Linked DNA regions of Homo sapiens: region 1 is linked to region 2. A link is a loop called in an ENCODE intact Hi-C map of the cell type or tissue named here. Cell type or tissue: PC-9. All regions are shown on one strand. Links, peaks and the distances in the headings refer to the core of each region. The heading gives the core; the rest is flanking DNA.

Evidence for each region. Hi-C counts contacts between places; a loop is a spot of excess contacts. Peaks named below come from ENCODE experiments on the same cell type or tissue, not always from the same donor. Only the 100,000 strongest peaks of a DNase experiment are listed, where the experiment ranks them.
Region 1: it touches region 2 in a loop (8-fold over the local background); 1 of 110 quality-filtered maps calls a loop at or near these places.

What each region holds. Positions count from the first base shown.
Region 1 is chr10:30,095,937-30,102,577 of GRCh38, reverse strand. All of the region lies in intron 1 of LOC101929256 (a long non-coding RNA gene), which reads right to left. It also overlaps a transcript of JCAD not described here. Among named protein-coding and RNA genes, the nearest start is that of JCAD, 40 kb to the right of the region's middle. In PC-9, for the core only: no CTCF peak of the experiment used is centred there; DNase peaks (open chromatin) are centred at 2,687 and 3,757; H3K4me3 peaks cover 465 bases; H3K27ac peaks cover 1,277 bases.
Region 2 is chr10:30,182,669-30,189,309 of GRCh38, reverse strand. No RefSeq gene overlaps it. Among named protein-coding and RNA genes, the nearest start is that of JCAD, 130 kb to the right of the region's middle. In PC-9, for the core only: a CTCF peak has its summit at 2,920; a DNase peak (open chromatin) is centred at 3,269; H3K4me3 peaks cover 384 bases; H3K27ac peaks cover 1,892 bases.

The sequences.
Region 1 (6,641 bases), core at 2,496-4,995, 88 kb after region 2:
GGTATAAATGTTCAGTTTTGCAAGATGAGTAAGTTCTAGAGATCTGCTGTGCAACATTATGCCTATAAGTTAATATTGTAATGTGCACTTAAAAATGTAAGAGGGTAGACTGGGTGCAGTGGCTCACGCCTGTAATCCCAGCACTTTGGGAGGCTGAGGCAGATGAATCATCTGAGGTCAGGAGTTTGAGACCAGGCCGGCCAGCATGGTGAACCCTCTCTCTACTAAAAATACAAAAATTAGCCGGACATGGTGGTAAGCACCCACTGTGATCCCAGCTAATTGGGAGGCTGAGGCAGGAGAATTGCTTGAACCCAGGAGGTGGAGGTTGCAGTAAGCCAAGATCATACCACTGCACTCCAGCCTGGGCGACAGAGCAAGAGTTTGTCTCAAAAAAAGAAAAAACATTAAGAAGGTATGTTAAGATCTTACGTAAAGTGTTCTTACCACAATAAAATAATAATAAAAATCATAACCAGGATTCTGTCGTCTAGAGCCACAGAAAATTGACTAGGTGGGAGATGAGTTGTGGAGTGGTCTGAAGGGTAGAGTACTAGCTTACCCTCTGGCCCTCACTGACATTTCCCAGGCAAAGACCACACTGGCATCTGCTCATTACTTCAGTCCCACCCCTGAGGTCAGAAGGTTGAAGCTTTCCTGTTCTTCATTGCAACACTGTACATGTATGTTAGAACCTTGCCCACAGTAGACACCATGCAAATGTCTCTAAGTGAATGAGTGGATAATCTCCCCTTTCACTGAAACACAGCAAAGTGAAGATAAGATTTCTTAAGATGTTTATGACAGGATTTTATGCTTAAAAGACTATGAACCAAAAATAAAATTCCAAGCCCCCCAACCACCTGAATGGACCCCTCCTCTCAGCCACAGGCATTCTAAAGTTAGCCTGAGCCGGGCGTGGTGGCTCAGGCCTGTAATCCCAGCACTTTGGGAGGCCAAGGCAGGTGGATCACTTGAGGTCATGAGTTCAAGACCAGCCTGGCCAACATAGTGAGACCCTGTCTCTAACAAAAAATTAATAATAATAAAATAAATAAATAAGTTAGCCTGAAAAACTAGTTTCATGCCATGATAGGAAAGGAGGGTCAGACATGCCTCATGACACCCTCCTCCCTTTTGGAATTACTAATAAAACAGACTCTTTTTTTGAGACTGAGTCTCGCTCTGTCACCCAGGCTGGAGTGCAGTGGTGTGATCCCAGCTCACTGCAACCTCCACCTCCCAGTTTCAAGAAATTCTCCTGCTTCAGCCTCCCGAGTAGCTGGGATTACAGGAATGGGCCACCACGCCCAGCTATATTTTTTGTATTTTTAGTAGAGACAGGGTTTTGCCATATTGGCCAGGCTGGTCTCAAACTCCTGACCTTGTGATCCACCTGCCTTGGCCTCCCAAAGTGCTGGATTACAGGCATGAGCCATCGCACCCAACCAGAACAGACTCTTTAAATCTGATAAGAAACATTTATAATCTATTCTCTCTGAAGCTTGCTACCTGAAGGCTTCCTCTGCATGATAAAACCTTGATCTCCATAACTCGTTATCTTAACCCAGACATTCCTTTTTATTGATAATAACTCTTTCAACCAATTGCCAGTTAGAAAATCTTTGAATCTGCCTGACTTGGAAGTCCCACTTCCAGTTATCCCACTTCTCTGGCTGAACCAATGAACATCTTACAAGTATTGACTGATGTCTCATGTCTCCCTAATATGTATAAAACCAAGCTGCACCCTGACTACCTTGGGCACATGTTCTCAGGATCTCCTGAGGGCTGTGTCAGGGGCCATTGGTCACTCATATTAGTCCTAATTACCCTCTCTAAATCCAATCAAGTCATTATGCCTCAGGCTTTGTTTAAGAATAAAGTAGAATAGGCCAGGGTCGGGTGGCTCACACCTGTAATCCCAGCACTTTGGGAGGCCGAGGTGGGCAGATCACCTGAGGTTCGGAGTTCGAGACCAGCGTGGCCAACTTGGTGAAACCCCATCGGTACTACAAATACCAAAAAATTAGCTGGGTGTGGTGGTGGGTGCCTGTAATACCAGCTACTTGGGAGGCTGAGGCAGGAGAATTGCTTGAACCCAGGAGGCGGAGGTTGCAGTGAACCGAGATCGCGTCACTGCACTCCAGCCTGGGCGACAGAGTGAGATCTGTCTCAAACAACAACAACTACAACAAAAACCCTCAAACAAAACAAGAACAACAAAAAGAATAATTCAGAATAAATAAATCTCTTCAAATATTTTAGAGTTCGACTCTTTGTTAACAAAACAGAGTCATAATTTCCACCAAGAATATCAACCCTTCTCTATGTTATAAATAAAGTTTCAGTGCCGTAAAAGAAATAGCACTTGAATGTAAAATTTTATTTTTAATTCTCAGCAAGGCAAGCTACTTCTATAGAAGGGTGCGCCTTTACAGATGGAGCAATGGTGAGCAGCACACTTGGACAAGGGAGGGGAAGGGGTTCTTATCCCTGACACACATGGCCCCTGCTGCTGTGTCCTTCCCCTGTTGGCCAGGGTTAGACCGCACAGGCTAAACTAATTCCGATTGGCTAATTTAAAGAGAGTGACTGGGTGAGTGGTTTGGTGGGAGAAATGGTTATGCAGGATGGAGAATGAGTCAGGGCAGAGCAGGTAGCAGGTAATCGGAATGAGTTAGAGTGGAGCCGGTAATCGCAATGAGTCAGGGTGGAGCAAGTGATTGAAATGAGTCAGGGTGGAGGAGGTAATCGAAAAAGGTTACTTTACGAGGAAGTTAAGTTTACAAGTAGAAGACAAAGAATTGAACATATACTGACATATTGATTCTTTGAAAAGAAATTTAGAACTCATATCTAACATCTGTTTTAGTATAAATTCAGATTTTTTCATTGTATATGGCATTTGGCATAAAGATTATTTGTAGATCCTGTCATTATTTAAAATTATATTATATATATTCATATGTTTATTATACCCCTTCCTGTTAAATATAATCTCCATGAGGACAGGGATTTTTTTTTCATCTTATTATTCATGCTGTTTCCCTAGCACAGTGCCTGGAACATAATAAGTGCTTCACAAACACTTACTAAAGAGGAGAGTTATTTATATCAAGAAATTGGTACTAAATAAAGTCTATTAGAAAGAGAAAATTATTTAACTAGATAAGAAACTCATTCTAAAGAAAACAAAGTCTGAGGCATAATGACTTGATTGGATTTAGGGAGGGTAATTAGGACTAATGGGAGTTTTACCCCTGATTCTTTAGGAATGAGACAGAAAATGAGAAGTTAGGAATAAATCCCCTGAAGGCTTTGGAAATAATTAACTGAGATCTTTCTTTTGCAATGATGTCTTATGTTTCAAAGATGAGGTGTAAGATGAGTTGGGATTATGTTTACGTTTCATTTTCCCCACTTTTAAATAATTTTCTTTAAAAGAGAATAAGAAATAGATTCACAGTTTAGAGAAAGTCTATGGAAAAAATAATAGAAAAATCCTGGGTGAAGGATAAACTACGAATTTCAAAAGATAATGCAGCTATCTAAGTAATAGACACCTAAGTAATTGGTAGCAAGTAAATAAGGAGCTCAGAGGCTATCAGATAAACCAAGTGAAGGAAACTGAAAAAACCAAGGCGAGTACATTGCCAAGAAAAGAACCACAGATGTGATTCAGCTTGCAACATGAGCTCCAAAGGTTTAAAAAAAATCAGGAAGTTTTTGGGGGACGATGTAGTAAGTGGAGCAAACAAAGGAGAAGTGGGTGGAATTTTAAGGTTGAAGATTTCATGATAATAAGTTATTGGACAGTAAGAACTTTGGAATGGCACTCAAAGAGAATATGAGTCATCCTAAAGCTTAAAGAGATTTTTTAGGAAGATGTGAAAGTGTTAGGGATTGGAGGACACTTGTCATGTCGAAAATCTTAGAAATAAACTGGAGTTCATTCATTCTTTCATTTTGCATTTATTGAGCACAATCCAGGAACTGAGGACACAAAAGCAAATGAATCAGGCCAAACACCATCCCAGCTTTCTTGGAGTTTACAGATGAATAAATCAGTTCATCTCACTGATGCACGAGTATATTCAAGTAGGTATTTGCTGGGAAGAAATGCAGGGCGAAGAGTGACTAACAAAGAAACCAGGCCTAGATGTGGTGGGGATGGGTTGGGGATTCAGGGGGCCTTCCAAGGAACACACTTGAGCTGAGATCTGAGGGTGCCTAGGAGCCAGCTGGGGGAGAAACAGGGGTAGCATGGAAGAAACCTTCTAGATAGAAGTCCTGTGGAGGAAGGATCACGGCACCTTCAGGAAGCAGAAGGACGATCAGCCTAGCTAGAGAACAAAGAGTCAGGAGAAGTCATATAAACTGAGGCAGGAGCTGTGGGCAAAGCTACTTTAGGCAGACCCGAGGGTCGCAGGAGTTATTTCTCCCAAGAACAAAAGGACATCACAAGGTGCTATTAGGGAGGGACTGAGACGTGACCAGCAGCTGGACTCTCCAGATAACCAAAACTCACCCATTTGGCAGCAATACCGTCCATATTTTACCACCTTTGATGGCCAGAAGTCTGGATTAGGGTTGCTCATTTTCCCTCTATCCCTTCCTGGAGCCTCTGTGGTTGAACTCTTGACGTTTCCTTGATGACTTTGAGGTATAAAGGCTGCTTATCCTTGGGCTCAGGAATCCCAGGCTGTTTTTCTCCTTTGAGTCTTGTTTCCTTTTCAAACTTTTTCATTTCTGGAGGGTGCTGCCATTGTACCCGTGTCTCTTTTCTTTCCTTTATTTATTTATTTATTTTTTGAGACGGAGTTTCCATCTGTCGCCCAGGCTGGAGTGCAGTGGGGCAATCTCGGCTCACTGCAAACCTGCGACTTCCGCCTCCTGGGTTCAAGCAATTCTCCTGTCTTAGTCTCTCGAGTAGCTGGGACTACAGGCCCACTACAGTGCACCACTACGCCTGGCTAATTTTGTATTTTTAGTAGATGCAGGGTTTCACCATGTTGGTCAGGCTAGTCTTGAACTCCTGACTCAGGTATCTGCCTACCTCAACCTCTCAAAGTGCTGGGATTATAGGCATGAGCCACTGCACCAGGCCCTGCGTCTCTTTTCTAATTGGATGCATCTGATATGCTGTAGGATGAAAAATAGAAAACTCAATGAATTGGCTTCCTTTGAGCTTTAGAGTGTGGGCTTTATGGTGCCTTGGGGGCCTTTGACATTTCCTCCTTTGTCCCACTAATACCCCAGGCTGCAGGGGGCTTAGAGTAAGCACCAGCTGGTATCTGTGCTGCTCAATACGGTGGCCACTAGCCACATGTGGCTATTTAATTTTAATTATTTAAAATTAAATAAAGTTAAAATTCAGCCCTTAGTTATGCTAGCTGCACGTGGCCAGTGCCCACCATATTAGACAGTGCAGATTTGGTTTGAGCATTTCTATTGCTGTAGGAAGTGCCATGGGCAGTACAGTCTTAGAGTACTGTGGATAGGATGGTCTACATTATTGTCATTGATGCTGTTGAGCATCATTTGACAGCAACTCCAGGCATGCTCCAAATACAGAACTGGATGTGGCCTTTCTTATTCTGCTAAGCTTACAAAAATACATCCTGTAACTTATTCCTTTCAGAATTGTTATAATTACTGTAATGCTATTGAAGAAATGCTCAGAGATCTATTTCCAGCAGAGAAATGGACTCGAAGCTAATTAAAATTCTACATTTGCTCACTGGAAAATTTGAGCTCTTGCTGGATTCACCTTCCCACACTGTCTCCAAATAGAATACAAGTCACACACGTGTCGTGCAGCCTTAATCTATTTGAGACATTCCATGACGCCACCTGAGCCTTCATCAATTTATACTTCAACCTCAGGAGAAGGGGTACATTCAGGGACCTGAGATGTTGGCACAAACAGATGCTCATTAAAAAAAAAAAAAAAATCCCAGCTCATTGAACTGATGAGCTAGTTATCCTATGTTCTGAACTCAGAATAGCAAATAAGAAGATACAGATCGAAGATACTTCAGCTGAATGTTATATAAAAGTCATGTCAAGGTGTGATGAATAATGCATTAGTGATTCCTTGATTTTCATTATGTGCCAGCTTGAGAATGTGATTCCTGCCTAGAGATTTCCATAATAATAACAATAGTAATAGCATTTTTGCATTACCACTGATCCCTGTAGCAACTCTGCAAGGTAGGTAGCATTTTCCACATCTTACAGACGAGGAAACTGAGGCTCAGGGCAGTGGGGTTGGTGGTGCAGCAGGAGTTGAGCTCCAGGCTGATTTGGTGGGGCCGCCCATCATCAGTGTTGGTCTGCAATACACATGCCTCTGTCCCCAGCACCTGGGGCGGTGGGGCAGGTGAGTCAGGAAGACAGAGAGGCAGGGTTACAGAGAAGACCTCAATGGCCCAGGCTGATGGCATCTTTCCTGGCAGCTTCTCCACACACTGGCCCCTCTGATGGCTGTGTGGATCCTGTGGACTGAACCTTGACTTTTACTGACAATAAAACAAAAAAAGCAAAATACTGCATTTTTTCCCTAGCTTGTGGTCAGTGGACTTAACATGCCACAAGCTTCAAAGAGAAGTTCCGCCTTACTGAAAAACAAATGAGCA
Region 2 (6,641 bases), core at 1,683-4,182:
GGTGAACTTTAGTGAAGAAACAAAACTCATTTAAGCCAAAGCCAAAGGGAGTGTTATGTTTTGACTGATGCATAAAACACAGAAAGAAGATTGCTTTCCCCGTGAGTTATTTGGTTTTTTTTTTAAGACTGTTTATTAAAGTCCATACTTTAAAATAAACATAGAGAACTCTCGTGTTCTCTTTGTAAACATGTTGAGTCCTTTGAAGCCAAGGATAATGAGTATGATAACAGATACTGTTTATCCTCTCCTGGGCTCCATGTTTAGTTAGCTGGGTCTTGAAGACTCTTTCCTCCAGAGAGAGCTTTTCAGAATTGACTCTGTTAGAAAAGAGGGAGAGAGAGAAGACTTGGAGAGTTAGCATCTCTATTCAAACTTCTCTGCCAATGAAGTCCTTCCACTGGAGGACACAGCCTGGGCCAAAGGCTCGTCTTCCTGGGCATCCACAGTCAAGCCAAAACCCACTAGGAGTGAAGTCCTGCCACCTGCTGGGATGTGCTGGGTCCCTTACTGGTCTCTCCGCCCAGTGACGTGCTGGTAAACGTGGAACTGTCGGTCCTGTGGTGGTGGGGAGAGGAGCCCTCCTGTGTGACACTTGCCCATTTCTGCAGTGCGGCTCGTCTCATCGTGGCCTATGTCAAGCTACCCACAATCTGTCACGTAACCCAGAGCTGAGGATCAGATTGATGGGCACGGTGGCTGGCTCCCCGGCAGGGGAGAGCCGGCCTCCAGCACCCAGACCTCTACCTCTGCCCTGGAATATTTCCTTCCTGGGCTTGGAAGTGAATGCACAACTTTGTCTCAGTAAATATTTATAAATGGCAGCTTCCTCTGCTGTGGGGAAACTGTCTTTTCTTTTTTTAAATGTCCCATCTCCTTGTGCTGGACAGACCCCGGCTTTCATTTTCTTGACTCTCCCAGCATGCAGGGATGTGCTGGGCTATTTTGGTCCCTTCCCTTGGACATTTCCTTGAATTGTTTGGATGGCATTGTGTGATTCACAGAGCCCAGCTTCCTTTCCCCTCTTAGCAGCCGGGAAAATCAGGCCCCTTCATGTGTTTCTTTGTTAAGCAGTGGATCCTGAAGTCATTCATTCTTCACTGGGCAGGGGCTGGTGAGCAAGGGGCTCCGGTGCCCAGGTCTCCCAGGTATCAGAGATGTCCCTTGATGGGACAGAAGGGGGTCCCAGGAGGAGGCTGGGCTGCTGGGGGTGAGGACGTGCTCTGCTCCACAGGGGTCTCAAGGGTTTCGAGGTCACGGTGAGTGAGCAGAGCCCACGTCTCATCATACAGCTGGAGGCACCTATCCAAAGTGACGAGAGTTGTGTCCAAACACAGAAACACAGATTTTGTGTTTCTATTGTTTGAAAGTTGGAAGAATAAGGAGTACCTCGCAAAGAGGCTGGGAGCTCAGCAGGTGATGCCTATAGCTAACGGGGCATTTGTGGGGCCAGGGAGCGTACTTAGACCCAGGTGAGGCTAGGAAGGGCCAGGAATAGACTCTGAGCTGACAGTCCCGACCTCGTGGAGCCTGACTCTCCTTCCACCCCGTTGGCTTCCCAGGATTGACTCAAAGGGGCCCACGGGACTCTTCTGAGAAAATGGCCTTAGAAATCCGAGGCAGCTTAGCTTTATTACGGCTATTTGGATCAAGGGACCCACAGCAGCTCTTCTGGCTGAGGCAAGAACTGAGGTGAGAGTTGGTTGTGGGAGAAGACCTAGGGCTTCCTCCTGAGCCACCACCCTGCTGTCCCTTAAGCACCTGGCATTTGCTTGGGATTCTGGGGGAGGGGAGATCCTTTGGAAGGGCTCATATCCAAGTAGTTAGAAGTAGAGGAAGAAAAGAGAGCCCCGCAAACAATTAGAAGGATGATTTAGCTCAGTCCTGCCCTCTCCTTGCCACCTTCCAGCCAATAACGTTTGTTATTCCTGACACTGATAACAACAGCAAATAGAGGTATCATTTAGTGCAAGTCAACCCTTCTGCAAACTATCCTGCACCTCTTATGGCATTTAACTACTACATTAACTTGGTTAGTTACATGTTTTATTAATATTCCCATTTTATAACTGGCAAGACTGAGGCTTAGAGGGAGGTTATAGATTTGCCCAAGGTCACATAGCTAAGAGTTAACGGAGGCCAAAGTCTGAGCCCAGGTTTATCTGCTTCGAAAGGCCATCCGTCTACCCACTATCCAATCTGCTTCTCTGAACCCAGGTGGGGATGCGGTGAGCTGGGATTCCTGTGTCCTGGTCATGTCCTAACAGAATATATTAGTAACTAGACCATATCCCAACTTCAGGACCAGGCTCTGCCAAGCCAGGAATATGAGAGGAGGAACAGCACCTCCCTCACCACGCCCCAGAGACTCCCCAGGCCTGAAGGTTTCCCGTGAGAAGTAGTGCGGCACGCTCGGAGGGCATCTGTCCCCACCTCTTCCTAGCTGCGCCTGCACGCTGGGTTCGTTTTTCCACCCTGCTAACTCACACCTGCGTTGCTCTGCCTCCTCTAATCCTCTTGGGCAGATGACCCAGCCAGACAGTCGGCCTGGCTTTCTGTTTCACTTTAGCCTTTGGACTCTGAGCTCGGTTAACATGGTACAGTCCACAATTAAGCCCTGCGGTGCCCAAGCCCAGCTCATTGTCCCTGGTCACTGCTGGGAGACTGGACAGAGCCCCCCTCCCACCCTGAATTTCCTGTTTGGTCCTTGAGTGGAGACACAGACCTCAGCTTCACATTCACCTTGCCTTTCCTGGTTCCTGAGTTCTCATCAGTCTGGGTGGACTATGATTCTTCCTCCTCATGGTGGCAGCACAAATTCGGCCACGGCTAATCAACTCCATTAATTGCCCAGAGTTCATTAAAAATCGTGGTTAGCCTTTGCCAATGTGCAAGGCAAGACAGGGAGTGAGTCTTGGGTCTATATAAGGTCCAGCTAACCCTGTGTGACCTTGGAGAAATTGCTTACCTCTCTCTGCCTAAGTTTCCTTATCTGCACAACGGGGATAACGATAAAACTCACCTCAGCCGGTTGTTTTTAGGATTAAATGAGTTAATATATGCAAAGTTCTTAGCATGATGCCTGGCTCAGAAGAACCTCTGTCTAGGTGTTAGCTGTTCTATGATTATACATAAATTACTTCACTTCTTCTGTGGGTCATAATTTGTGGTCACTAAGCAATGGCTGGCCAGATCACTGAGCCAAAATAAACTAACTCTTTCCTATTAGTTCCAAGTACATTAGTCACCAACCAGATTCATAGTATGGTACTTGGCTCAATTAGTCCCAGAGCACTCTCAAGTCCTGTTGAACCAGAATTGCCAAACAGTGTCTGAACTAGTTAAGTGAACCCCAAAAGGTGAAAAGAAACTTTTAGCAAAGATGTAGTCTGGTTTTAAATTCCTAAAATCAGCCAGGCGTAATGGTGCACACCTGTAATCCCAGCTACTTGGGAGGCAGAGGTAGGAGGATTGCTTGAGCCCAGGAGTTGGAGGTTGCAGTGAGCTGCAATTGTACCACTGCACTCCAGCCTGTGGGACAGAGCAAAACCTTGTCTCTACAAAAAAAAAATTAATAAATAAAAAGAGATCTCTAAAATTCCAGTGTAGCCAGGACAAATCACACCATCCTCCCACCCACCCAAAATTATCATATCCAGATGATCTGATGAGTGTCCAACATTTTCAGTGAACTATATGGGAATGTATATTAAAAATTAGAAAGAATAGGCCCCACTTGGAACAATCTAGTATGAGACAAAAAATAACAGTAAATTCCAAAGCAAGCACTCAGGAATAGACTGAAGAATGAGCAGTGATTGATGAGCAAGCGCCTAAGTTGGTGTAACAAAGCAAGGGGAGCTTTGATGGCTGCTTGGTGACTTGGGTTTTTTTGTTTGTCTGTTTGGGGGGTTTTTCTGTTTGTTGGGTTTTGGGGCTTTTGTTTGTTTTGGGGGTTTTGTTGTTGTTGTTGTTGTTTTTGAGGCAGGGTCTAACTCGGAGTGCAGTGGTGTTATCTCGGCTCACTGCAACCTCCGCCTCCTGGGTTTAAGCAATTCTCCTGCCTCAGCCTCCCGAGTAGCTGGGACTACAGGCACACCCCACCAAGCCCGGCTAATTTTTGTATTGTTAGCAGAGACGCAGTTTCACCATGTTGGCCCAGCTAGCCTTGAACTCCTGGGCTCAAGTGATCTATCTGCCCACCTCAGCCTATCAACGTGCTGGGATGACAGGTGTGAGCCACCTCACCTGGCCATGGTGACTTGTTTGAGCTCACCATTTGGTTTGCAATGTCTCCTGTCTTTGCTGAATTGGCTCCGGGCCTGTATGTGACAAGGGGAGTTGCTGGAACCATGACTCTCTGGCCGTGGAATTTGTGATTTGTAAGGTGGCTCCAAACTCAGGAGAGACCTGAGTGGGACAGGAGGCTCACTTCCCACCTTCCCAGCACGTGCCACCCCCACGCTCTGGTTTATTTAAGCCTACCACTCTGAGGCTATCCAGAGAGCTGAGTAAATAAATAGCCCGCCCACCAAGAAGACAAGCAGTCCCTATCCTCTTCAATGCCAGGGAAGAAGGGCAGACCTTCCCAGCCATCTGCACCTTCCCTCGGCCTGGGAAGAATTAAGGAGTTCTTTACTGCAGCATTGTAATTACTGAACTAATGTGTGTGCCTGCATCAGGACAGAGTTCAATAGCTGGCCTTGAAGTTTCTGAGGGCCCTCTGTTTTGTAAGCAACGTTGTGCCAGAGATAATAGTTACTGTTGCTACAGTGTTGCATCTGGAAGACTCATTCCCAGGAAGATGAATGGCTCCTTCCTGCACTCTGGGTTCTGATGCAGTGAGGTGCCTGCAGGTGTGTGCAGCATGGTGCTTAGGGAACTGAGGGAAGGAGTTTCCTCATCCTTTCCCCCTCAGACTCTTTCTTGCTGGTTTTGTCCTTCCTTTCTTCCTCCTGCCTTCCTTGCTTCCTTCCTTTCTCTCTCTTTCTTTCATTTTTGAGATGGGGGAATCTTGCTATGTTGCCCAGGCTAGTCTTGAACTCCTGGCCTCAAGCAATACTCCCACCTCAGCCTCCCAAGTAGTTGGTATGACAGGCTTGAGCCACCATGCCTGGCTTCACTCGCTGTCTTTTCCCAACAGGTAAAAATGACCATGTGTTCACGTTGTTGTGAGGATCCATGAGAGAAGTTATGTATTATGTTGGTGCAATTACTTTTGCACCATTTTAACAGAAGCAGGTTGAGAATAGTTAAGCCCTAGACACATGGAAATGCCAGCTGATGGAAAGTGCAGGATTTGGAAATGAGGGGGTCCCAAGCCAGACCCATCTATGAGGAATCCAGATTTGGAAACCAGCTACCTATCAACAGACGCTGTTCCCTGAAAAGCATTGACTTGAAATTGGTGGTCTCTGGGAGGAGGGAGGACACATTCTTCCCTGCTCATCTGCTCTCCCTCACCGCACAGAGGCTGGGACTCAGGTGTGGATCCCTGAGCACAGCTGGGAAGCCCAGCACATCTCTCTCTCCTGCATGGTCCCATACCAGTACTCGGCATTCTCATTTTCAGCCCTTTTTGCTCCCATGAAGAGGAGAGTCTGATGAATGAATTTCCCCAATGATGCCAATTACTGATAAAGCATAAAGTATTATTCTCTTTGAGATGATGGTGTCTGAAGAGGGAAGAAGAGAATGGCCTTTACGTGTAGAATTTCAGGCATGGGCGACCGGAGGGAAAGTGGGCTTTTGATACACACACACACACACACGCACACACACACACATGCACCATGCCCCAGTCCTGCAATCACACATAGGATGCATGCATATATCACTCTCTAGAATGGGCAGCGCTGGCTGGCTCTTCTCTCAGGAGGAGAAAATACCAAGGGCATTGTGGAAACTCCTCTTTCTCCCCATCCTCACTAAGTTTGATGCAGCTTTGATGCTTCCTTTTCTTGCTCGCTAAACTGCAGACTTGTTGAGGCTCCTGTCTTCACACTGCAACTCCTCAGCACATGGGGTACACAGGGCGAGGGAGAGTGAAGGATGGCAAATTCCTCCAGGAAGGCTGGTGTGAGTCTGGCTCTGAGGCCTAGCCCTCCCTGGCACCGGCGGACCCGGGCTGGCCAGGTCCTGCTAGTGCAGATGGCATTCCCAGCCTTTGTGCTCGTATCTCCTCTGTCGCGGGCTAGGTGTTCCTCGGGTGATGGAGCCCACCTCCCCAGCACCATAGCCCTGAAAGCCACATTCTGAGTCAGAGAGAAACCAGGCTGGCAGCAGATTCCACAGCCGCGGCTGTAGGACTGTTCTGTTTGCTCTATTAAGGGACTCTCCTCTTAACTGCCGGGTGAGTCAGAACATTCCATTTCTTCTTCCCTCTCCTGTCTGTCCAGCCCGGCCAGAATTCCTGTCTGAATTCTTCTTCATTAATAGTGATGTGCTCTCCACCCGGAAGTTCCTAAGAGCTCATTTCAGTGGATAATGATTGTTTTTGCAGGAGGGACCCCGATGGTTTTTCCATTTCTGTTTCCATAATATGTACCGAAACCCACACTTCATTGAAAGCAGATGGTGAAAGCGGCCCTCGACATGCGAGGAGACGCCAGGCTACGACGCCTCTGATTTGTCTGCCTTCT